Regions from separate parts of the Homo sapiens genome. Here all the other regions are linked to region 2. Evidence: chromatin loops called from intact Hi-C (ENCODE). Cell type or tissue: heart left ventricle. All regions are shown on one strand.

Evidence for each region. Hi-C counts contacts between places; a loop is a spot of excess contacts. Peaks named below come from ENCODE experiments on the same cell type or tissue, not always from the same donor. Only the 100,000 strongest peaks of a DNase experiment are listed, where the experiment ranks them.
Region 1: it touches region 2 in a loop (2.7-fold over the local background); 28 of 110 quality-filtered maps call a loop at or near these places.
Region 3: it touches region 2 in a loop (3-fold over the local background); 45 of 110 quality-filtered maps call a loop at or near these places.

Annotation. Positions count from the first base shown.
Region 1 is chr17:57,593,414-57,601,413 of GRCh38, reverse strand. It overlaps MSI2 (musashi RNA binding protein 2), which reads right to left. Exons shown (of 14, transcript NM_138962.4): 8 at 4,464-4,546. It overlaps MSI2-AS1 (MSI2 antisense RNA 1), which reads left to right. Exons shown (of 3, transcript NR_110807.1): 3 at 1-550. Among named protein-coding and RNA genes, the nearest start is that of MSI2-AS1, 11 kb to the left of the region's middle. In heart left ventricle, a CTCF peak has its summit at 3,410 (motif pointing left); a DNase peak (open chromatin) is centred at 3,404; H3K27ac peaks cover 2,348 bases.
Region 2 is chr17:57,240,266-57,248,265 of GRCh38, reverse strand. No RefSeq gene overlaps it. Among named protein-coding and RNA genes, the nearest start is that of MSI2, 12 kb to the left of the region's middle. In heart left ventricle, a CTCF peak has its summit at 4,963 (motif pointing left); DNase peaks (open chromatin) are centred at 4,955 and 5,942; H3K27ac peaks cover 1,048 bases.
Region 3 is chr17:57,437,978-57,445,977 of GRCh38, reverse strand. The region is part of intron 6 of MSI2 (musashi RNA binding protein 2); the gene reads right to left. Among named protein-coding and RNA genes, the nearest start is that of MSI2-AS1, 170 kb to the left of the region's middle. RefSeq lists silencers at 1,658-1,727, 5,190-5,249 and an enhancer at 4,720-4,779. In heart left ventricle, a CTCF peak has its summit at 4,959 (motif pointing right); DNase peaks (open chromatin) are centred at 2,617 and 4,927; H3K27ac peaks cover 1,609 bases.

The DNA of each region.
Region 1 (8,000 bases), 350 kb before region 2:
TCTCTGGTGGGTCACGAGGCAGCTCTGTGCATGCATTTGTGTGTGTTTATTGATAAAGAGCCACATTTGCATTTTGCTCTGGCTTGGAGAGCTTGTGGGTTTGGCCCTGAGCTTGGGTGGCAGTCAGCTCCTGACCCATGCTCGTCACTTATCTGTGTCTGTGGCAGTGGAGGAAGAGGCATGGAGATCTGGGACCTGTTAAACCCAAGCGTGGTCCTTCTCCCTAGCTGGGAATCTGGCCTGTCTCCTCTGCTCTTCTCCTAGGAGAACATGGAACCACATGGGCCACGACATAGCTGACTGGGAAAGGGTGGTCAGTGATGGAGGGCCTGCAGCCCAGCTACATAACCCTGAAAGCCCCTTTTGGCCTGAAGGGGACACACAGTCTGATGGGTACAGATGTGAGCTCTGGAGTATAGCTTTCTGGGCTCGAATTCTGGGGCTGCCATTTGCTGACCATGTGACCTTGGGCAAACTGCTTAACCTCTCTCTGCCTTGCCTTGCCAATCTGTAAGTGGGGATAATGATTAAAGAGTAAGTGAAAATCAAATGAAATAAGATGCATGATGCATAAAGTGTTTAGTAGAGTATGTAGTTTGTACCACCCAATGTCAGCTATTAGTGGGATCTTTATGTGTGAAAGGGTGTCATGTGGGGTCTTTCTGGGCATCCTCCTGCCTGGAGATAACCTCCTTAAGGCAGGGCCTACATGGAGAATGAAGGAAGGATTCCTGTGATCCCCACTTCCCAAAGACAGCTATCCTGGTCCCCTGTGAGTAGAATGACTCACGCCTTCTCCTGGCCCTTCTGCATGGTAGAGAAGGAACTCCATTTTAAAAAATGCCCAGGAAGAGACTCCCCGACCCAATTAGATGGGCAATGGCTTTAGGAATTATAATGTGCCTCACAGACATGTGGTCCTTCAGTGAATCCTTTATTTAGTCCACAATTATTTATACAGGGTCTCCTAAGTGCCAGGCACATGAGATTGAACCAGAAGACCTAGATTCAAGTACTATGTCTGTGACTAATCTGCAGTAAGACCTTTCCCATCTGTGAATATAAAAAAATCATGGCTCCAGTATGTACCAGGGGGTGCAGCTATCTGCCACTTCCTGCCAAATACCCAGAAAGATTGCGAGGGTTTGAGGAGATGGGTCTGTGGTTTCACAGCACAGTCCTGTTTATGAAACACTCCTATGCACATTCTAACAATCATCCATGTTCTTGTTTGGCAGTCTCTGAGTTTTCAGTTTTTCCAGATATCTCATTTGAATTCTGTCCATAGCCCAGTTTAAACTCATTTCCTTTTCTTTGGGCCTCAGAAGTAGAAACCAGTATCACAAAAACCAAAACAATTCAGGATGCAGGCTTCTCTACCAACACCCTTTAAATTCCACCCTTCTTCAGAGGAGGGGAATTGGCTGGAGAAATCTCTCTCAATGACAACTCGTGGATGATGGCAAGGATAATGGCAAGAGATAACACAGATCAAGCTTGCACCCTGTGCAGACACTGTGCTAAGTAAGCCCTTTGCTCCTGGTATGTCACCCAGTCTCTAACAACCCAATGAGGCAGTATCATTACCAGCCCTGTCTTACTGGAGCTCAGCAAGGCCCAGTGTTCTTCTCCAAAGTCCTCTCCCAGGGCCTCTAAACTCCCCACCTTGGAGCTCATAACTGTTGGGCTGTGCTGGGAACGTGGACCAACACCTCCAAAGCCTGTCATCCGAATCAATCTGCCCCCACTTCTTCCTCTTGTCTACTTCCATCTTTGCTCATTCTCTTGAAGAACAAGTACTAGCCCCAGATTCAAAGGCAAACACAAACCCTTACACTAAAAACCCGGTTACGTGCACCTGACATAGTCACCCTCCACCTGGGTGGGAGAGAAGGCGATAAATATGAAACAGGAAAATGGCTGCAAATCTCTCTGGCTTCAAGCCAGCCCCATGGGTTCTTCTTCTGGGGCAGAAGCTCTACTTCCTGATTGCTGCCCGGGTTATCTGGGGATTCACCCTCCCACCCCCAAGCTCCAACAACTGTCTATATAGTTCCTTTGGCACCAGTAAGCTCAAGACCTATGCTCCTTCGCTCTCTGGATAGCCTGGGACCTATCCCCTGAGCCTCAGTTTCCCAGGATAAAGCCTTTCCCCATCTGTGTCTCGGGTTTGTTTCAAAGCCTGTCAACAGGGAAGGGCTACACATATGCATTCAAGGTGACAAATGGAGCAATGTCCTTCCGGTCTACATCTGGCCTTTCCTGATGAACCCTTAAGGCTTGGCAAGACAGGAATGGCATCTGCCAGTACTCTCTTCTATTCCCCACTGCCCAGCAGCCTTAGTGGAGCCTGTCAATGGCGTGCTCTGGCTAGGATAAACAAGGCATCTGGGCAGTGGATGCAAGTTTCATTTAAGTCCTCTCTCTCTCTTTTTAAAAATAGCTAGTACTGGTCGGGCACAGTGGCTCATGCCTGTAATCCCAGCACTTTGGGAGGCCGAGGCAGGTGGATCACTTGACGTCAGGAGTTTGAGATCAGCCTGGCCAACATGGTGAAACCCCGTCTCTACTAAAAATACAAAAATTAGCTGGGTGTGCTGGCACATGCCTGTAGTCCCAGCTACTTGGGAGGCTGAGGCAGGAGAATTGCTTGAGCCCGGGAGGCGGAGGTTGCAGTGAGCCGAGATCGTGCCACTGCATTCCAGCCAGGGCAACAAAGCAAGACTCTGTCTCAATTAAAAAAAAAAAATAGCAAGTAGTAACCTACCAAGAGAAAAGTACCAACTGTAAACTTGCACGGACATCTGGGGAGCTGAGAAAGCCTATGAGGGGACCTGTGTTATTCTGTCACACTTATCTCCCTCCTACCATTTTAATGTCTGAGTTGATGCCTCCAACATACAGTACGCAAAAAAAGAGTATTTTCATTTCAGATGCATATGATGGCAAGGAACAATACGAACAATATTATTTTAGTGCCCTGGGAAAAAATTAGCAAGTCAAATATTGAATCAGGCCTGTAGCGCCACATGCTAAGCAGATTGCTTTGATCTTATCCACACTAAAAGCTCTATTATTGAATTTAAAGTTGGTGAACACATATCAGACCAATATACAATGCATGTCTGAACGCATGTTTTAGAAGCAAGAAATGTTTTGACAAAAGGAAGAAAATATTAAAGTTACAGCTGCAATTGAAACACAGATTTGCCCTCCCTCTTCTCTTGAGGCTGGAGGCTCTCGTGGCCAACCAAAATGTTTTTGCTCCAAAGGACTGGTTCCAGAAACACCTGCTGAGCTTCTATTTTTCTGGAACCAACAAAGAAGGGAATTCTCACCCTCCTACTCAATCCGAAGAAAGGAGTTTGTGAGTGTGCAAATGCTATGCATGATATGGCACCCTCTGGTGGCCACTGATCTGGGAGGCCTACACGACTTCCCAAACTTCCAGTAATCCAACCTCCCTTCCTCTTGAGGCTGCTGTGGCAGAAAAAGGAACTTTAAAGAGCCAAAGAGAGGGAAGGAAGCAGCTGATCAAGAGGGCAGAAATTAATTGATGGCAAGGGAGGGAATGTTAATTTTCCAGCAGGACCCAAAGAGAAAAATAGTTTGGTGCAGTAAACTTCCTATCTAGGATATACCTCTCAAAAGCTGCACAGCAAAAGAATATCCTAAGCCAGGTGCCAGCAAGTTACGACTCATAGGTCAAATCCCGCCCTTCTGCCTGTTTATGTAAAGTCCAAGAATTGAGAACGGCTTTTACATTTTATTTTATTTTTATTTTTTTTGAGACAGGGTTTCACTTTGTTGCCCAGGCTGGAGTACAGTGGTGTGATCATGGCTCACTGCAGCCTCAACCTCCTGGGGTCAGGTGATCCTCTCACCTCGAGTAGGTGGGGTACAGGTGCACTGCACCCAGCTAATTTTTTTTTTTTTTTTTTTTTTTTAAGAGATGAGGTCTGGCTATGTTTCCCAGGCTCGTCTCGAACTCCTGGCCTCAAGTGATTTTCCTGCCTTGGCCTTCTAAAGTGCAGAGGTTATAGGCGTGAGCCATCATGCTTGGCCTGGTTTTTACATTTTAAGTGGTTAAAAAATTAATATTTTGTGATCTGTGAAAATTACATAAGGTTCAAATTTTGGTGTCCATAAACAAAGCTTTATTGAAACACAGCCCCACTGCTTTATGTATGCATTGCCTATGGACGCTACCCAGCAGAACTGGGTAGCTGCAGTCAGCTTTATGGCCTGCAAAGATGAAAATATTCACGACTTGGCCCTTTACAGAGTTTGTCCACCTCAGTATGAAACAACTGCTACTGTTCACAGGCCTGGACCCCGAGCATCTAGCCCCCTCCCCACCCCTGCCCACTCCAGCCTGATGATGGGCTGGACCAGTCTGCAAGACTGGGTGTGTACGTAGAGAAAGGGGGCATTCCATTTCAGCGCAACCCCTACACACTTACCATTTTATTATTGATTTCATGGAAATGAATCTCACAGACTTTCTCCACAACATCTTCATTCTCAAAAGTGACAAAGCCAAACCCTAAAGGAAAAGAGAGAGAAGAAAAAACAAAGAGAGGCGGGGTGAGTTCAGTTCTGGCAGGCCCAGGTTTTTCTCTGACGTCCTGAGGTCTTGACAGCCTCCTGGTCTGGGGGTAGGTAGGCGGATCCTTGGGAGGACCTTGAGGTTGGAGGCAATGATTTCTAATTTGTACTGAGCACCCTTCCGACAGCGAGGAAAAGTTAATGATTTCACCCACATGCAGCGGGCACTGTGTGGTTTACATTTGCCCCGAAGCAAACAAGAAATTTACTTGTCTGTTATTTACAAGGGTCAGAGCCCCGCGGCTCTGTGCACGGCAGCAGGCGGGTGGGCTAACCAGAGCCTCGTGGATCACTGCGGGGCCACGCTTGCCCTTTCCGCGAGCAGCCCTGGCCAGCCCTCGGGTCGGCCTCCAGACGGAGGTGGTTATTTGTCCTTTTCTTCCTGAATTACTTCCTCTAATACCTCATCAGGACATCCTGAGGCCTGGAAGAAACTATTAAAAGTTTCAGGCCTCTGTTCCGCGCAGGCATCCTTTTTATACTGCTGCTTCAAAAGCGCTCTGGATTTGGGGCAGTTTAAGACTGTTTGATGCCTGCTGTCAGCCCGTCAGCTATCCACTGTATGTACTCTGCTGGAGACCGGCTTTGCTAGACAAGCTGCACTGAAGAATTTTGGCAGGCGACTGCTGCTCAGTATCCTCAGTTCCTCTCCTACCCTCCTGCCCCTTTCTTTCTTCTCCTCCCGCCTCCGACAGCGTTTCCAGCATGTGGCCCCATCTGTGACCCCACTCAGTAAGTGCTGCTTTACCACATGGCCCCATGCAGGGTTGCACCCTCCTTGGATGGGATGCAGCTGCCACATGGTAGCGTTAACATGGCGAGGGAGCACAGGCCATGGGGGCAGACACACTGATGGGGAGACTGAGACCTGGCTTCCACTTCTCACTGTGCATCTACTTTATGTTTAATCTGGGGGAGCCCCTTGCCCTCTCTGAGCCTCAACTTTTGCATCTGCAAATGAAGGTGGTAGAACTGGACCCTGGGTTTCACACCTCCTGTCACAGCCCAAATCAGGATTCACAAGGCTGTCTGCTGCCATCTGAATGTTTGTGGCTGCCCCTTGCTGCCCCCCGACCCCCCACCCAGATTCATGTTGAAATCCAAACTCCCAATGTGATGGTATTAAGAGTTCAGGCCTCTGGGAGGTGATGAGTTCGTGAGGATGGGGCCCTCATAAATGGAATTAGTGCCCTTACAGAAAGACATTAGAAAGCTTGTTTTTTCTCTCTACCATGCGAGGATGCAACAGGAAGGCAGCTGTCTGTACACAGGAAGGGGGGCCCTCCCAGAAATGACCATGCTGGCACCCTGCTCTTAACTGCCAGCTTCCAGAACTGTGAGAAATAAACCGTTTTTCTTAGACCATGGTACTTCATTATAGCCGCCCCAGCTAAGACACTCTTCTCCCCAAAGGTATGAACCTGGCTGAACACTAAGCCAGACACACCAAGCAGGAAGACAAAAACTGAATGGCCAGACACACCAAGCAGGAAGACAAAAACTGAATGGCTGTTCTATCACAATTATATTATGATAATTGTGTTTCCAGTCAATGAGCAAAATACAGATGCTTCCTTTTCAAACTCTGTGTCTATTTTGGGTCCCTGCAACACAAGACGGAGAGGGAATTTCTCAGGTCCCTTCTGACTCTCATGCATCCAACTCTAACATCACCATCTTCCAAGGAACACCAGGAAACAGGGAGCTGATATGTGGAGCTCCTTTAGCATAGCTCCTGCAGGGACTAGCAGATTCTTCGGTATGAGAATAAAAAAGGCTACTATCTGCTCTCAAACCATTTCCAGTAAAACAGAGGGCTAGGACCACGAAACACAGCAATCGTGATCTTTATCATGTCATTTGCTACCACCACCCGCCAAATACTGGGCCAGTGCTCCCAGCATACACAGTCCAGCCTGTTGTAGATACATAAGGCAGCATCAGATGTACCATAAAGTGGACATGAGTGTCTGCTGGAGGGGCTCAAAGATGCCGAGTTTCTCCCAGTGTCACCCAGTAAAAGCTAGGTTCTCAGTTACCTCAGAGGCCTGAAGCAGACATCCGACAGGATACGTGGTTTGAAATGCTGTCCAACAAAAAAACCTTTCACCAGGTTTATACCCCCTACCCCCTAAACCAGGTCCTTTGAGAGAAAGCTGCTGGGAACGCTATCCTATTCCCTCTCTTTGGGCATCTCCTTCTCCTTGGCCCTTGGTCCCACTGATCATTGCAGAGCTGGAGAAGAGCCACACCGACACTTCCCCAAGCCACTTCTCTTTGGGCTTTGGGGTATTTGTTCCTCAAGCGCTCCTTTAAGCACTTTCAGTTTCCTGAGGGCATTCAGCTCACCCTACTGGGGTATGTCTCAGGAATCCTGGGTTGGGAGGAGCCTTAAAAACATCAGGTTAAAACTCCCACCCAGTCAAGGACCCCTGGAGCACTCAGCCAGGAACTTAATCTTTTTGGTTAATCCCCTTCCCCCAGCCCCACCCTCCTAGGGCCCAGATCCTAACTGGCCCCAGTAGAATGGATTAAGAGCCAGCACCCTCCCGCAATCCCACAGGGAGGGAGGGGTGGCACTGCGGAGGCCGCGGAAATTGGCCAGCGTGCCTTCAAGCCAGAGCGCCCTGCAAGAGGGTGATGCTGGGGTCTTGTCCTCTAAGGGTCCTCAGGACGGAACAGGGCCCCTAACACACACCAAGTGCTAAGTGAGTGACTGAATGAGCCATTTCTGCTCCTCCAGGGTCTGAGCATCTTGCTAATCCACTTGAGTCACTGCTTTGCCTCAAGACTGATTCCGCTCTTCCTTCTGCGTTTACCAGCTGCCACCTGTGCTAGGCACTGTGAAGGACGTGGAGATCAACAAGGCAATGGCCCTCTGCTTGCACAATTCACGAACAGGCACGAGTCAGAGGATCCCATGCAGGGACAGCGTCTCCCTCTCACCCCTCACTTCCAGCCTGTGGGGCACTCTGGGTCTCATCTGTCTTTGAAGGTCACCCCTCTGCCCCAGCCCCCACGCCCAGGCACCTTGCAAATAAAACAAGCCAGGATAGGCCAGTTTTTAGGGAACCTCACTGCTAATTAGGACAAGTGTAGCAGGTTGAATAGTGGCCCTCCAAACATACATCCATGTCCTAATCCCTGGAATTTATGAATGTGACCTTATTTGGAAAAAGAGCTTTTGCAAATGTAATTTAATTAAGAATCTTGAGAAGAGATTATCCTGGATTTAGGGTGGGCCCTAAATCCAACGACAGGTGTCCTTAAAAGACAAACAGGGGATATTTGAGACACAGAGAAAGAGAAGAAGGCCATGTGAAGACAGAGGTAGGCAGAGAATGGAGTGGTACTGCCACAAACCAGGAACACCTGGAGTCTTAAGAAGCTGG
Region 2 (8,000 bases):
GCATTTTTTTTCTTAGAGTACTGTGGCATCTAAATGTTGGGATTTTTTTCTGAATAATCCCTTATAGGTGAATTAGCATTAGAATTATCTCAAATGTGGCAAACATAGGTCAGTTTGGCTGTATGTTGTAATCACTTGGGGAACTTTAAAAAATGCTGATTCTTGGTTTTCCCACGAGATTGTGATTTAATTGGCCTGGGGGACAGGCTGGGCAGTGGGCTTTTTTAAAGCTCCCCAAGTGATTCTAATGTGCCAACAAGGCTAAACATGATTAGTTTTAAATGTACTGATGAAAACAAGCCAACAACCCGTGATGGTACCAGAGTTCCACCCCAGAATGACTTATATTTTGCCTAGGGAGGGCCCTAGGTATCATATTTTTTAAAAATTCTGCTCATGATTGTAGTGAAGATGGAGAACCAACAATTTACATGGGCATACCCAGTCTGATGGGGAGAGTTAAAATAATGTTGGCCAGGCATGGTGGTTCACGCCTGTAATCCCAGCACTTTGGGAGGCAGAGGTGAGCAGATCACATGAGGTCAGGAGTTCCAGACCAACCTGGCCAACATGGTAAAACCCCCATCTCCACTAAAATACAAAAAAAAAAGCCAGTCATGGTGGCGGGAGCCTGTAATCCCAGCTACTTTGGAGGCTGAGGCAGGAGAATCGCTTGAACTCAGGAGGCGGAGGTTGCCAAAATCATGCCACTGCACTCCAGCCTGGGTGACAAAGAGAGACTCTGTCTCAAAAATAAATAAAATAATGTTAAAAGTGGAAGAGTGAGAAATCATGTAGCCGAGCAGTTCCTACTGTCTGCAAAACAGGCCGCCAGAGTCCCCAAGTGCTTTTAAGTGGTACAGATTCCTGGACATTGTGGATTTAACACAAGATCAGTGAGTTTTTAAGTCCCCAGAGGACTTAAAGGCCACCAACTTTGGAAACCATTCGGCTAGCCCATCATATTTTGCAAAGGAGGAAAACATCCCTTAGAAAAGTGTTTTTGTTCTCATGGTCCCAGAGCTGATTAAGAGGAAAGCTGACTCTTAATCAAAGGCTGACCCTTCCAGTCTAGTGTCCATCTCATCCATTTCTAAACAGAAAGCATCCTGCCACTTTTAGAAGGTCTTGGACATTTGAAAGAGACAGATTTGGGATTCATGTGCAGTTATTTCAAGAATGTGGGTTTTCTGTTTTGCTTTACAATAAATAAAAAAGCCTGCCGCCTTCCAGGTGGGGTCTTACCAGTAGTTCGTTGACCTTGAGCAGGTAAGCCACCATCATTTTCAACTGTCCTTATGTAAATAGGGGATTGCGGTGCCTTTAAAATATGCTCACAAATTCTTTAAGACTCCTTCAAAAGATGGAGTCGAATTGCCCTCTCCTCGAGTGTGGACTGTGCTTAGTAACCGGCTTCTAAGGAGCAGGACCTGAAGGAAGTGATGATGGGTGAATTCTAAGGCTAGATCATCCAAAGATATTGTAGCTTCCGTTTTGCTTTGTCTCATGGATCATTGGCTCTGGGGGAAGCCAGCTGCCATGTCATGAGGATGCTCAGGCATCTCTCCATGCCCTACGGAGAGACCAGTGTAGAAAAGAATTGAGGTTTACTGTCAACATCTCAAACTAACTTGCTGGGATTGTGAGTTAGACACCTTATGAGTGGATCTGCCGGCCCTCATCAGGTCTTCAAATGATTGTTAATCTGGCCAATGCCTTGACTACAACTTAATGAGAGCCTTTGAACTAGAACCTCCCAGCTTAGCCATTCCTGATTGATGCTGAGATAATAAATATTTGTTGTTCGAAGCTGCTAAGTTTTGGGATAATTTGTTACACAGCATAGATAACTAACACAGAGATACTTCAAAATGCACCAAAATAGAGCTGCTTAGTTTATAGGTTTGCAACAGGATTCATACTCTAACATTTATAGAATGCTTTAGATTCCAACCAAATGAACTGCATATTAGATACAAAGTAGCGATCACATATTATTAATGTTATCAGATGGTAACACATTTCATGTTCAATTAACTGAAATGCTTTTTCTGCAGCAAGGCTTTGCTCATCTTCTTATCCCCACTGTACACTTATAAAAGGTCACTGTCAAGATCTAAAAGTATATATATGATTTAAATGTCTTGACTCAGTTGCTAACAACCATGAGCGTGTTTTTCAAATAGGAAAAGCAAGATTCATTTCAACTTGCTCTTTTTCACACGATGCTCTTTGTTTACTTTTTGGTATTGCATTCCGCCGCCACGCTGGACGCCTCTCTTATTAAAGAGGCTGTTCACTTATCTCTCTCCCACGGTCTCGTAAGCCTCGCTTTTAAAAACAGCGTGGCAGACTTTGCACCAAAAAAGCAAGCCATGTTTTTACTAGAAAATATTTAGGGAAATGAGTTTTTTTGTTGTTGTTTTTTTTCCATGAAAATTTCACCAAGTATAAATTACAGGTCTAAAACTAATGGTCCTTTATATCGATTTAAATAAATAGCCTCCTTCCTCAAAAATCATGACTTCTGAGCATGTTCTTAAATTCAACACTAGTTTATTTTCTTCCAAAAAATATGAAATAATCATGTGCATAGAGATCCTAAGTTGGTCTTTCTTCTGGATCTGTATAATATGGGAAAGCCAAGATGGTATCTTTATTTATTTTTTTGAGACAGAGTCTCACTCTGTCTCCCAGCTGGAGTGCAATGGCGCGATCTCGGCTCACTGTAACCTCTGCCTCCTGGGTTCAAGCAATTTTCCTGCCTCAGCCTCTCGAGTGACTGAGATTACAGGCGCCTGCCACCATGCCCAGTTAATTTTTGTATTTTTAGTAGACACAGGGTTTCGCCATGTTGGCCAGGCTGGTTTTGAACTGCTGACCTCAGGCAATCCACCTGCCTCAGCCTCCCAAAGTGCTGAGACTACAGGGGTGAGCCATCATGCCTGGCCCCCAGATGGTATCTTTCTACAGAGTCATAACTGGAGGTATAAAATATCTGGAAAAATAAACACACAAAACCATGGAGGATGTGAGGCTGACAAAAAGTGAAATTATATTCTTATTTTTTGTTGTTGTTTTTGAGACAGGGTCTCCCTCTGTCGCCCAGGCTGCAGTGCAGTGGCTCAATCTCAGCTCACTGCAACCTCCACATCCCCGGTTCAAGCAATTCTCCTGTCTCAGCCTCCTGAGTAGCTGAGATTATAGGCATGTGCCATCACAGCCCACCTAATGTTTGTATTTTTAGTAAAGATGGGGTTTCACCATATTGGTCAGGCTGGTCTCAAACTCCTGACCTCAGGTGACCCACCTGCCTCAGCCTCCCAAAGTGCTGGAGTTACAGGTGTGAGGCACCTCACCAGCGAAATTCTATTTTTCAAACAGCCTTTAACAATCTAACAAACAAGTATCTTTATGTATAATTTAGTTACTCCTAACATTGTTTGATGTATTATATTTAGAGACATAAAGGTCTGTTTTATTTAAATGATAGAGAAATTTGTTTTCTTTCATTTTTTTTCCAAATTGGGGAGGAAAATGCAAAAAGCTCCCAAAAGGAGGGAAAAACAAACCTAAAGCGTGTTTGGCCAATTTTTTTTTTTTCCATTTTCCCTTTCCATTTTCACGTTGGGCATAGCTGAAATCTAGTGCTGTGGGTGAAGACTTTTACTCCCTTTCATTCACTCCTTTTTCCTTGTCTCCAACTCAAAATTATCACACCCAAGCAGGGCATAGGGTGCTTATTAGTCCAGCTGAATAAGAAAGAGCTAGATTCCTAATTAAGAAATATCATTTATTGAATGACCACAACAGAGGACCCTTCTGGTGTAGGGGGGGGGAAGGGATCAGAAAGCTGTAATCTTCAGGAGTTGCAAAAGGTGGGCAATAGCTTAGGGTTGGGAGTGAGGCTGGCTGTAGCCTCTCCATGTGGCAGCTTCCTGCAGGGGACTCCCTAGGCCAGTCTGGTGAACCCCCTCCCCAATCATGGGCGGTATCTTGTGATACCAGTGTGGGTATGGTAGGCAAAAGAGACAAGCCTCGGGAATTAAACAGGAAGTCACTGTTCTCATTAAAAATATCCCAGGGCTGCCCTTCCATGTCCCCTAAAGCTGTTTCACCACTGTTTGTCATGCTGTCATCATTATTCTTAAACGTGTAAGTAAATATTTTATTCAACATCTTCACTGCTTGGCAGTTAGGGAGCCCTTTGCCTCCTAGACTTGGCTGCCTCCCAGTGCTGCCTGGAGGGGTGGGAGTACAGTGGGCCACTGGAATGCTCCACGGAGTTCGGAGTCACGGCACAAGAGCACCATTCTGTCAAGCCCTTTCCACCTGGAAACCATTTTCTCCTTTGGCCTCTCGAGCTTAATTTTTTAAATCTTTTTAAACCAGTCACCAACTTCGTCTTGATGAAAGGTGCCAAGGCCCCCAGAAGAAAATGATTACACCTTTCAACTCCACCTGGAAACAGTTGACAGAGGGCCACTGTCACCTTCCCTTCCTCCTCTCCACCACCCTTGCAGCTTGCCCCATCTCCACCGTGACCTGCCTTGCCAAACTGAAATCTAAGTATCGCAGCTGCAGATACACAGGGTCCGCGCACCCGGCCTCACACACTCTACAAGTTATGTCTGTGAACTTCCAACGTTCCCATCATCACTTCCACGCCTTGCCTTGGAGTCCCATCTGCTTGCAAATTTGCCAGCAGCAAACACATAGACCCACAAACCACACGTGAGCTTGGACAACATTGGGCCTGCTTTTTAATAATTCTTTGCTTTTGGCCATTTACACAGCATAGGAGGCGGTCAAAGCAGCAATCAGTAGCACAGCTGTAATGTCATCCCATCGTATGTTTGGGTTACAAGGAGGCCAACCCGACAATATCTGTTTTGGGGCGAGAAATTCCAACTTTGGAGGACCATGGGTATGAGCGCCCTCGTCTGGCGAACAGAGGAAACGCCTTCTTGCGCCCCACATTTCAGTTCCCTCTAGTGGCCGAGCAAAGAGAAGCTGTATCTCATGTCACAGCCCCACATTCCAGAGTTCAGGGCCTGGCTATCAGATTCTGAAACCAGAGCCCCCCAGATTCAGAGGTTTCCTGGAGTTGACATTGAGACCCACCACAGTAGCCCACGTTGCAATTTCTACAATCACCCATCAGCTAATTCCAAGTGGCTGAAAAAACTAATTGAAGGGAAGGAAGGAGAGGGAGAAAGGGCTGTCATCTGTGAAGGGAGAATTCAAATAGGTCAAAATCAAATCTCTTTAGCCAAACGTGGTATTGATGCATAGGAGAGGCAGAGGGAAAAAAGAAAAGTATTAGATGTGAAGACAATAGGGGATAGACTGTACAGCCAATTTCTGAGCAAGATATTCATGCTAAAAATACTACTACTATTTGGAAAGGGCATGAGAAATCAAAATGTGGCTGTGTCCATGGGTGGGAGGGAAAAGAGGCTGTGCATACAAACACCCAGCATTAGAACAAGACCAAGAAAGGACCTAATCCAAGAGGAGTAGGGATGAACATAAGAATAATTTGAAGTGAGCCAGAAAATTAATTTCGCCATCATCCTCTTACTTTTGTGGGGCCGATGATGCTGGTGGCCCCCAGTGGCTGGCCACAGCTCTGGGTCCTGAACAGGACCCCTAAGACCCCATCACCCACTCAGCAAAATGCCACATGAGAAAGAAGGGCATGATCTGGTGTTGTACCTTCTAGTCTAAGTCACAAATAATCATGAGCATTCAAAAACATTCATTGCCCAAGTGGCTGCTGGGGAGGCCTGGCCTGACAGAAGGCATTGCATGAGAAAGACCCGGGGGGTTAGCTGATCACCAGCTTGATGTGAACCTACAGCGCGAGGAGGCTGTTGAGAACCCTAGTGCAATCTGAGGCTCTATTAATAGCACAGCAGAGTGTGGAAGGAGGGAAGCAATACTCCCAGCGCGTGCTGGCAGGTCAGGCCACATGCAGTTTTATGCTCAGTCCTGCGGGCTGTATTTTAAGAGAGGCACTGGAAAATTCAAGCCTGCTCAGAAGAGCATGAAAGGATTGGATGTCGGTATTTAGACAGCATCTCTATTAGTTTTACAGTCCTTTTGCAATTGGCAATACCAGAATGATTATTACACGGAGTCTCCACAGCCAGTCACAGGAATCATGTTTCTAATGTTTGCTTTACCTCCTTGAGCTTTGGGGTCCCCTCTCTATATAATGGGGGTAATAATTTCTGCCCAATCTACCAACTCCGAGCATAATTTGAGAATGGATCAGTTGGGCCCGTGTGTATGGAGCATTCACTGAGTGTCCAGCTCTGTGCCAGGTACTGGAGGCACAGAGACGAACACAGTGAGGGATCTGTTTTTGAGGAGCTTGAGGTCTAGTTGGACAGACAGATCCATAAGCAGATACTTTGCATGTAATGTGACAGAGGATGATAGATACATGCATTGATTTGAAATGAGATACAATTAATTTCTCATAAAGAGTGACAAGACAGAAAAGCAGAGTCCTTGTGGAATATGGACTTTCGAGTGCAGAAACAGGAAAAGAAATCATTGGAGGTCAGGGTAGAGAGGCCATCAGGGAGAAAAGATTAGAACCAGAAAAGTTCAGAGTCACAGAAGACAACTGAAGTGTCACAGCAGTGTCAGATGCCATTATGAAGTCAAGGAGGAGGAAGACTAAAACATTTCTAAACCACTCACTGGACATGGAGATGAGGAGTTCATCCTTAGTGGTCAAGAAAGATCTTTCAGGAAAACGATGAAGGAAGAAATAGACTTCATTTAGGAAGTGTGTGAAAGATACATTTATTGAGCACCTACTACATACCTAGCATAGTGTTACTCACTGTGGACATTCAAAGAGCAAAAGGTTTTGTTCCAGCCTATCGCAATATTGGTTGGTGCATTAAGACTAACACCTGTATGTCCATTAAGGAATAGTGGAAGATCATTATATGAACTGTTCGACTAGGTGAGGCAGACAGCATGGTGGTTTAAATGACCAGTTGGCCTGACCCAGGATGATGTTGCATATAGTCACATATGCATACCAGAAGAAAAAAGAATTGGTATTAGTGCACTCCAAATATGTCCAACCTTCTTCCCCTTTCCCTTGATTCTTGGAGAGTTTCCATTCCCAGAAGCATTCAAAAACACAAGTCTTGTCTTAACATCCCTCATGTTTGCTCCCATTTTGTTATTTGCCAGTGAAATTAATATTACTCTTTACCCTGCTCACATTCTAGATCCAACATGCGTTTTTTTTCATCAGTGGGTTTGTGTTTGGTTGATTAGTTATTCATGTATAATGTAAGATGACAAGAGCTGTAACACAGAGAAATGATTGTGGAGAATGCAGGCGTACAAGCTCTGGGGTTGGCTTCTTATTTTTCTTTCTTTCTTTCTTTTTTTTTTTTTTTGGTGGGGGTGTGGATGGGTAGGCAGGTTAGTAAAAGCATTTGGATTACTTGCAGATGGTTGAAACTCTCCCCTTACCAAACTGGTGACTCAAGCAAAATAGGCGGAATGAAAAGAAATGGCATTTGCCTGCTCATCCCATCTCTTTGATCTGCATCCTGGGCCCCTCATCAGCTTCTGGTTCTGTCCCATACAATCACCCAACTCATTCAACATCTGGACTTGAGATTCCACCTCCCGGCTGCTCTTGGAAGTCTTTGATCACTTCCAGTGTATCTTTTGTATGTTGGCTTCTTTCATAGGTTGATTTTTCACAAAGGCGGTCCGCTTTATAGACTAGTCTTCCTCTACCTTGACTTCTGGAACCTTCCCAAAATGTCTGTTTCCCTCACAGTAGCCAAAGAGGTCTTTATGGGATGCAGGTCGGATCCCTCCAGCGGTTTCCCACTGCATCGAACCCCCTTGCTGTCACCTAAAAGACCTTCCGTGGTATGTTCTAGGTCTGCTTTTCCAACCTCACATTACACCACCATCTTCTATCATCTCTTTCATTTTTTTTAATTAATTAA
Region 3 (8,000 bases), 200 kb before region 2:
AATACCCGGAACAGTGCCTGGCAGAGACAGGGCATTCCTAAACATTTGTCTCGTGAATCAACGAAACTCATTCCGTCACAGAACAAGGTTTGCTCTCCTAAGCCCCTAGAATAGCGTTCCATATTCTGAAAAATGGCCTGGTTCTGCTGAAGGAAGCCCAGGAAGCACATAGAACGGGGCACACTTTGGAATTCGGGGAGACACCTCCGGGGAACACTGGTAAGTACTCGGTATGAATTCACAAAAACTAGTTGCATGTTAATATATGCTGCCCCCTCCTTAAACGGCTTATAAACACTGTAATTTTCCTCACTAAAACATTGTCTAATAGAACCAACTCCCCTAATTACAGACGTTTGTATGCATTATAATCTTTATACAATTAAACCTACTAAAAAGAATAAATGATTAAATGCACCCCCCCCCACCGCCCTGTCACTAACCCATCCCTCCCCTAACCACCAAAAAAACAAACAACACAACAAAAGACCCCAAAGGTGCTGAGGATACCATGTTGAGCTGTAGACAGACAAAAGTCCCAGGAAATTGAAATTCAGGCTGACACAGAACTTTGTCACTACAGGAGGTAAAGTCAACTTTCACCTTCAAACCCCAGCATCGGACAGCTCAGCATCTGACTTCAATGTCACATAAAAGGCTTGTATGTACAAAATGTCTCATTTCAGGAGCAAACATCTTCCTTCACACACTTCATCTCCAGACACAAACACGCGGCTTGGTGACCGAAGGAAGCTTTTCTGGGATCATCTCCTAAAAATTTCACAAACGCATTCCTGGCTCGGGGGTATTTACCAGGAAGTCTGCGGCGACTCCTCTGGAGCCAGGCAGGTTTAACTGATAAGTCTCTCTTTGGGACACTGGCAGTGCATCCTGGGGAAAACATCCATCATGGAATTTCTATGAAAAACGCCCAGATATCAGCTACTCTTCCTATGCTAACACTCCACTTTTTAAAAATTCAGCATTGTGAGGAGAAAAGGGGAACTATGCCCCGTGAATGCCAGGAGCTGAGATGGGTCCTCCTGTTTGAGTGCTGAAAGGGCCATCAGCACAAAGCCATGTTATCTAAACCCCTGAAAAGCTGGTGGTTGAAAAGGAAGAGCAGGCAGAGAGGCTTAATTATAGCCACAGAGCGGACACCTCCCCACCCCCCGCCAACCCCGGGCTTTCCTCTGGATGTGCCTTGGAAGGTTCCTTCTCCTACCTGGGCCACCAGGCCTTGGGCAACCAGAATAATCATTTCTGCCCTTCCAGGGACAAAGTTCTCCAGCAACAAAACAGGATGGCCTAGTGGAAAGATCTGTGTCATCTCATGGGCCCACAGTGAAGGGCTCTGGGCATCTTCTCCGTGCTGTGTTCTTTTTTTTTTTTCTTTTGAGACGGAGTCTTGCTCTGTCACCCAGTCTGGAGTGCAGTGGCACGATCTCAGCTCACTGCAACATCTGTCTCCCGGGTTCAAGCAATTCTGCCTCAGCCTCCCGAGTTGCTGGGATTACAGGTGCCCGCCGCCACGCCCGACTAATTTTTGTATTTTTAGTACAGACGGGGGTTTCACCATGTTGGTCAGGCTGCTCTCGAACTCCTGACCTCATGATCCACCTGCCTCGGCCTCCCAAAGTGCTGGGATTATAGGCGTGAGCTACTGTGCCTGGCCCGTGCTGTGTTCTTGCCTGTAAACTAGAGCAGATAATAGAATCTGCCTCCTAAGGCTGCTGACGGTGCACTGTAGACGCTGTGTGAGCAGTGGCTGTCATTATCAGACAAAGGATGCCTAGCCATGTGCAGGAATTCTGCAGGGTCACTCAGGCCTTGGTAATCTTGACCCTAAAAGGCCTCTCGAGTCCTTTCTAAAAAAGGGTTTGGGGTGAGGGGAATGGGGCAGAAGTCAGCAAGCACTTAGGTTCTCCCGTTTCTTGTCTTCTTCCCTGGCTCTGCCCCCATCCACCCCAAACCAAAGATGATGACCGGATGTCAGCTGCAATTCCTGAGAATCCGTTAGGGCATCTGACACAGACACCACTGGACTCAGGAGGAGAGAGGCATCTGCCCAGTTTTTGGTAAGGAAGAAAGCAAAGTGGCATCTGCTGAGGTTTACTGTCCCAGGCACGTTGCCCTGGGTGCTCACCCTGTCCTCAAAAGCCCCTAAGGTAGGGACAATGATGATCCCCTTTTGTCTCTGGAGGAACTGAGGTACAGAGAGGTGAAAAGCTTTGCCCAAGGACACAGCTAGTGAGTGACACGGTTCAGGCTGACCCCCTGACAAGCCTGTCTCACACGGGCAGAGCAAACACATTCAGGGGGCAGGGAGGAGATGGGGTTTTACGTGTCAGCTCAGCCCCTAACTTGCTCTTCGACCTGAGAGACCCCTCCTAGGCACCCAGTGCTCCCCTCTGCAGATGGGAGTTGGTTCTTCCAACCGTGTTCTATGGATCTGTGAGTCACCAAGTTCTAGGGCTTTCCCACTCAAGCAGCCTCTCTCAGCCCCTTTTCCAGGCCTTTCTTTGGTGGTTGGGGTACAGATTGGGCAGCCGAGGAGAGGCAGTTCCTGCCGGTGCCACGTGTGCCCGGCACAGCTGCCAGGAAGTCCTATTAGTCAGCACCAACAGCTGCTGCCACAAACACGCGGCACAAACGGAGGAGACGCGCCCAAGACTCTGCTGAACCTTGGGGGTGGTTGGAGAACGAGAAGAGCCAAGGAAAAGCAGGAGTCCAGACCTTCCAGAGGGCTCCACACATGGCCCCCCACTCCCTTTACCCAAGGCCGAAGCCACAAAGTCACCTGAAGCCAAAAGGCCCCACTCAGCCCCAGCCAGCCGGCTTGGCTGGATTTTGTTGTCCTAAGTGGGCCTTCAGCTGCAGACAGGCACAGACATCAGCCAGGCAGACAGGCCGCAAACGGTAGCTGTCCCCAGAGCCCTGAAGCCCCCAGCCATCAGGTTTCCTGTTTCCTCAGAGCAGGGAAGGTGCTGGCAGGTGGGAAGTAACCCCTAACCCCTTCAAGGTGGGTTTGTAAGTATAGGGTCTCTCCCATTAGCGCTTTTCTTCATCCCTTCAAACTTTAATAAGGATGATTTTTGTAAGCATTCTCAGGCTCTCCTGTTTCAAGGAGCATTAAATTTCCAGCACTGTCTGCCAGAGGTATCCCAGGCCCCCAGCGTGCCGGCAGGAGATGCCATTCTACACACCTGTCAGGAAGAAAGGAAGAGTAAGATGGCCCCAGGCCAGCACCGCCTCCCTCGCTCCCACCCCTCTGTTCTCTGGGCATTCCAGGGTCTCGTCAGCAACCCCTCTTGATTTTCATCCAGTCTCATCTTGGGCAACAGAACCTGGGGTTGTGGGTTTTTTCCCAGAAGAAGAAACACACGAGGAGAGGCCAGTGGAGAACAAAACACCCATTTCTTCCGGGAGAAGGGGAGGGGAGATGGCTAACTGCTGGTCAGGCTGTACAAAACCCTATAGAATCCCACAAACCTCGTGCTGTTTAAGAAAAATAAACGCCCACACAAAAACCTCTCCAAGTTCTGAATCTTACAGCAACTCCCCTTTACAAAAGTGAGGTTGTTTATGCTTAAAAACCAAGAAGGCAAATGTCTCTAGAAGGTTTATAAAAATCAGCTGTGTTGGCCAGGCGCAGTGGCTCACGCCTGTAATCCCAGCACTTTGGGAGGCTGAGGCGGGCAGATCACAAGGTCAAGAGATAGAGACCATCCTGGCCAACACGGTGAAACCCCGTCTCAACTAAAAATACAAAAATTAGCCGGGCGTGGTGGCACGCGCCTGTAGTCCCAGCTACTTGGGAGGCTGAGGCAGGAGAATCGCTTGAACCCGGGAGGTGGAGGACCCAGTGAGCCGAGATCGCACCACTGCACTCCAGCCTGGAGACAGAGCAAGACTCTGTCTCAAAAAAAAAAAAAATCAGCTGTGTTGATGTACAGGACCATGAACCCACGCGGAGGCCAGTTTAAATGTACAGCCAAGCAAGGGAGGTCTCCAGGGTGAAGGGAAGAATGCCTCCCTGAGATCCCTTCACCCTTCTGTCCTCCCCATGAAGCTACAATTATGAAATAAATAGTGAAATAATAATGAAAGAAACCCCTGCAGGCATCATCTTTGCCTAAAACAATGACTACTATTGCTACACACCTACTGTGTGCCAGGCAACATGCTTTAAGTACTTCCCATATGGCAATTAATCTACATAATGTCCCTTATGAGGCTGAAATTACATGCATAAGTTTAAATAACAACGAAAAGGAAGAAAGAAAGCACAGAATCAGGCTGAGAGAAAAGGGAAAAGAAAGGGACCCTGGTGAGAGATGCCTTCTGTGCTGGACCTCACAGAGGGACTTTGTCTTATAGGGTCCTGTCTTCCTAAAACAAAGTCTCCAAGAAGTTCAGAGATTTACAACATTATTGAGTCCTGAAGCTGCGATTCAAAACCCAGTTCCAGCTGAGTGCAGAGGTCTGTCTATATGCCAATGATACTTTCATACTTCTTGAAAAAAAATCTACCTCCCAGCAGTGAAAACCAGCCAGCCCAGCTGGTTGCAGGGTGGTGAGGTGACAGAGCAGGCAGTGTGTAGGGCATGGGGACACCTCCCAAGGGATTTAGGAGAGGCAAGAGGGGTGGACCAGAGTTCATACAAGCTATTCAAGAGCCTCAGGGCAGCAATTTAGCACCAAATGCATGAAAAAGAGTCAGCCCTGGGCCTTGGAGGGAGTGGAACCTCTCCCTCTCCTTGGTCAGCCATCTTGTCCTCATGAGTCACCAGGCCCAGGCAAGGGTGTGGGTGGTTCTGCAAACCCGTCCCCGTCAATGGAAACAGAATACAAAGACTTCATCCTCACATTAGTGGGTTACCAGCGTCACTGCCTCCTACAAAGCGCTGCCTGAAAACATCCGTCTCCAGCACGACCAGGTCCCTGCAGCCCTGGGAGAGCGGCAGGGGGCAGTGTTGACAGGAGCAAGCTGGCCAGAGCTACAGCTCCCACCCGGGATGGCCCCTGACCCGAGGCCTCCTCTGAGCCCAAGGGAACCCCTCTGGCCTAGTTTCCTCAGGAGTAAAAAGAGATAGTCCAGGTCTACTCCCTCAAACGTTTCTGTGGCTTAAAATACCAGAAACACCAACATCCCAGGCATAAATAAGGGTACCTGTGGCCTCTTGGCGGACCAGAGGACCAGGGCAAAACCTGCTTCCCCACCTCCTCAGTCCTTACCCTGCACGCCAGGAAATCACATCCACACCCATGCACAGGGGCACATAAATGAACAAACCCACGCTCAGACTCAGTACACAGAGTATGTGAGCCTGCACAGACTGCCATTCATTCAAGTCCCATGGCAGCCTGCCAAATTATAAATAGCCCAGCTCGTTTTTAAGATGACCAGCGTTCAGCAAAGCCCTCTGGCCTTCAGCAGTATATGAGCCTCCTCTTAACCTCTTTTAGCTAGATGCTCAACAAGGAATCCAGTCTGACCCAGCCACGCTACACACACACACACACACACACACACACACACACACACACACACACACACACACGGATAACAAACCCCAGGTAAGACTGTCTGATAAACAGCATCTGACTGATGCTAAGCCCACAGATACGGGGTCCAAAAGGGTATCCAAGTCACAAGAATGACAAACACAAAGCTATTTCAAAGGGAATGAGGGGCACGGCTTCCTGTGCCCCAGCAAGCTCTCAGCAGGCAGACCCAGCTGGCCACCCAGTTCACTTCTCAGACCTCTATTAGAGCACAGGGCACCCATCGCTGCCTCCTCAGCTCACAGTTCAGAACAAGCCCTGCCTCCCCACCCTTTCAAGCACAGTTCAAACTGCCTTGCATGGCTTCTAGGTCAAAACACCACAAGTGACTGGTGGTTTGAAATAAACAGCTAACTCTGGGGAGACCAAACAGTGGAGATAGATCACTCAGCCTCACCCTAAGCTATAATCAAAGAGATAACCATTGGTATTGAATCTTAGCTAGAACAGACCCCCCCTCTTATCCCACCCCAAGCATCACAGACAGAAGTTTCCAATGAGGAATTTCTCAATTCTCTTCATTGTTTCAATTTTCCCCTCTGGCCCTCACACACTATCCCAAGACTTCGGGCCATCCGCTAAGAATCCTGGAAATGTATTCACTTATCAGATTCTTAGGAAATAGTCCAAAGTCTGAGCCTTCTACTATGCTGTGAGCTCCTTCTCTACTAAAAATACAAAAAATTAGTTGGGCAAGGTGGCGCACGCCTGTAATCCCAGCTACTCAGGAGGCTGAGGCAGGAGAATCACTTGAACCCGGGAGGCAGAGGTTGCAGTGAGCCAAGATCGTGCCACTGCACTCCAGCCTGAGCGACAGAGCGAGAGATGCCACCAAAAAAAAAAAAAAAAAGACAAAGCCTATCTCCCCAGTGCCTGGCACAGGACCTGCAATGCCATCCTCCATCTAATGAATGAAAGTCACCTCAAGGGAGGTCCCTGTGGGATGTTGATGAAGGCTTGGGTTGACCCAACTCTCTGCCCGCAAATATCTAATCTCTACCAACAGCCAAGGAAGTGCTTTCTGCAGAGTCCTCCTCGTCCTCTAAATCAGGTGAGGCCATAGTTTGACTACGACATGCCACAACCAGGTTGAGTGCAAATCCTCATCCAGACCTACAAATACCTCTCAGCCTCCAACCTGTAAAATCCCATGAATCACATAGGCTTGATCTGAGCAATCAAAAACTGCCAGAAGCCAAGCCTTCCCCAGCATCAACCAGAGGGACGGAGAAATGTGCCTTAAATCATGCCTCGGGAAACAGAAACCTAATGAAAGTGTCCCCTACTGCAACAAGTCCTGAGCAACTCAACTCAACAGACATACAACAAAATTCCTAGGCCGGGCATGGTGGCTTATGCCTCTGCGGATCACCTGAGGTCAGGAGTTTGAGACCAGCCTGGCCAACATGGTGAAACTCCATTTCTACTAAAAATGCAAAACAAATAGCCGGGCGTGGTGGCAGGTGCCTGTAATCCTAGCTACTTGGGAGGCTGAGGCAGGACAATTGCTTGAATCCAGGAGGCGGGGGTTGCAGTGAGCAACCTGCGCCATTGCACTCCAGCCTGGGCAACAAGAATGAAACAAACGCAGTCTCAAAAAAAAAAAAAATTCCTATGGGAGACCTGCAACCCTCAGGCCCTAGGCTCCGGTCAGACTGGGATTGCCATGGGTCTGCTCTGCTCCTCCGACTAAATCCCTCATCTTGACCCACTTCCATTTTCCCCCTCCTAAAATACTGTATTTTTAAAAATTCCTTAGAGGGAGTGTTTTATTTTCTTAACTGAACTGTGGCTTTCAAAACAGGCCTGACCTTCCTGCTTGCCACCCCTCCTTGTCACGGAGCCACAGAAATTAAATTGATTTTCCCTATCAGTGCTCTGCATCTCAGTGATCATGCCCAGCCTCCAGAAAGTCTGCTTTCTGCTCCATCTCATGAACAGAAGCCCTGCTGCTAAATCTAACCCCACTGGCTCAGGAAGGAGGGGATGGAGGAAGAAGGGGTAACTGAAGGGCACAGGTAACAATTTATGGCCCCCTTGGCACTGTGGTCTTATCTCTGCGGCCAGCCCCTTCTGAGAAATGGTACCCGTTACTGAACTCCCCCTGGGGGGAGGCTATTCCTCGGGGCCTGACTGTTTGCAACAGGTGGCCCAGTCAGGGAGAGGAAAGCTTGCTGTGGGGACCCCATCCTGCCTTCCGCACACCCTACTCCTCTGGGCACGTCCCCAGCCAGGCACCCCAGCTCGGGCTAAACCACCTGCCCCACCCCACCTCTACTGGTGCACTGTCTCCCAGGCGCTGGGAGGTGGAGGCTGCTGCAAAGAAGGCCAAACATGTTCAGAAGGGGCCCTCCATAACCACCCAATCCAAATAAGGTCCCCTTCTCTCTTGTAGGACACACTGTGCTTTCTTTTCACAGCACCTGTGGCAC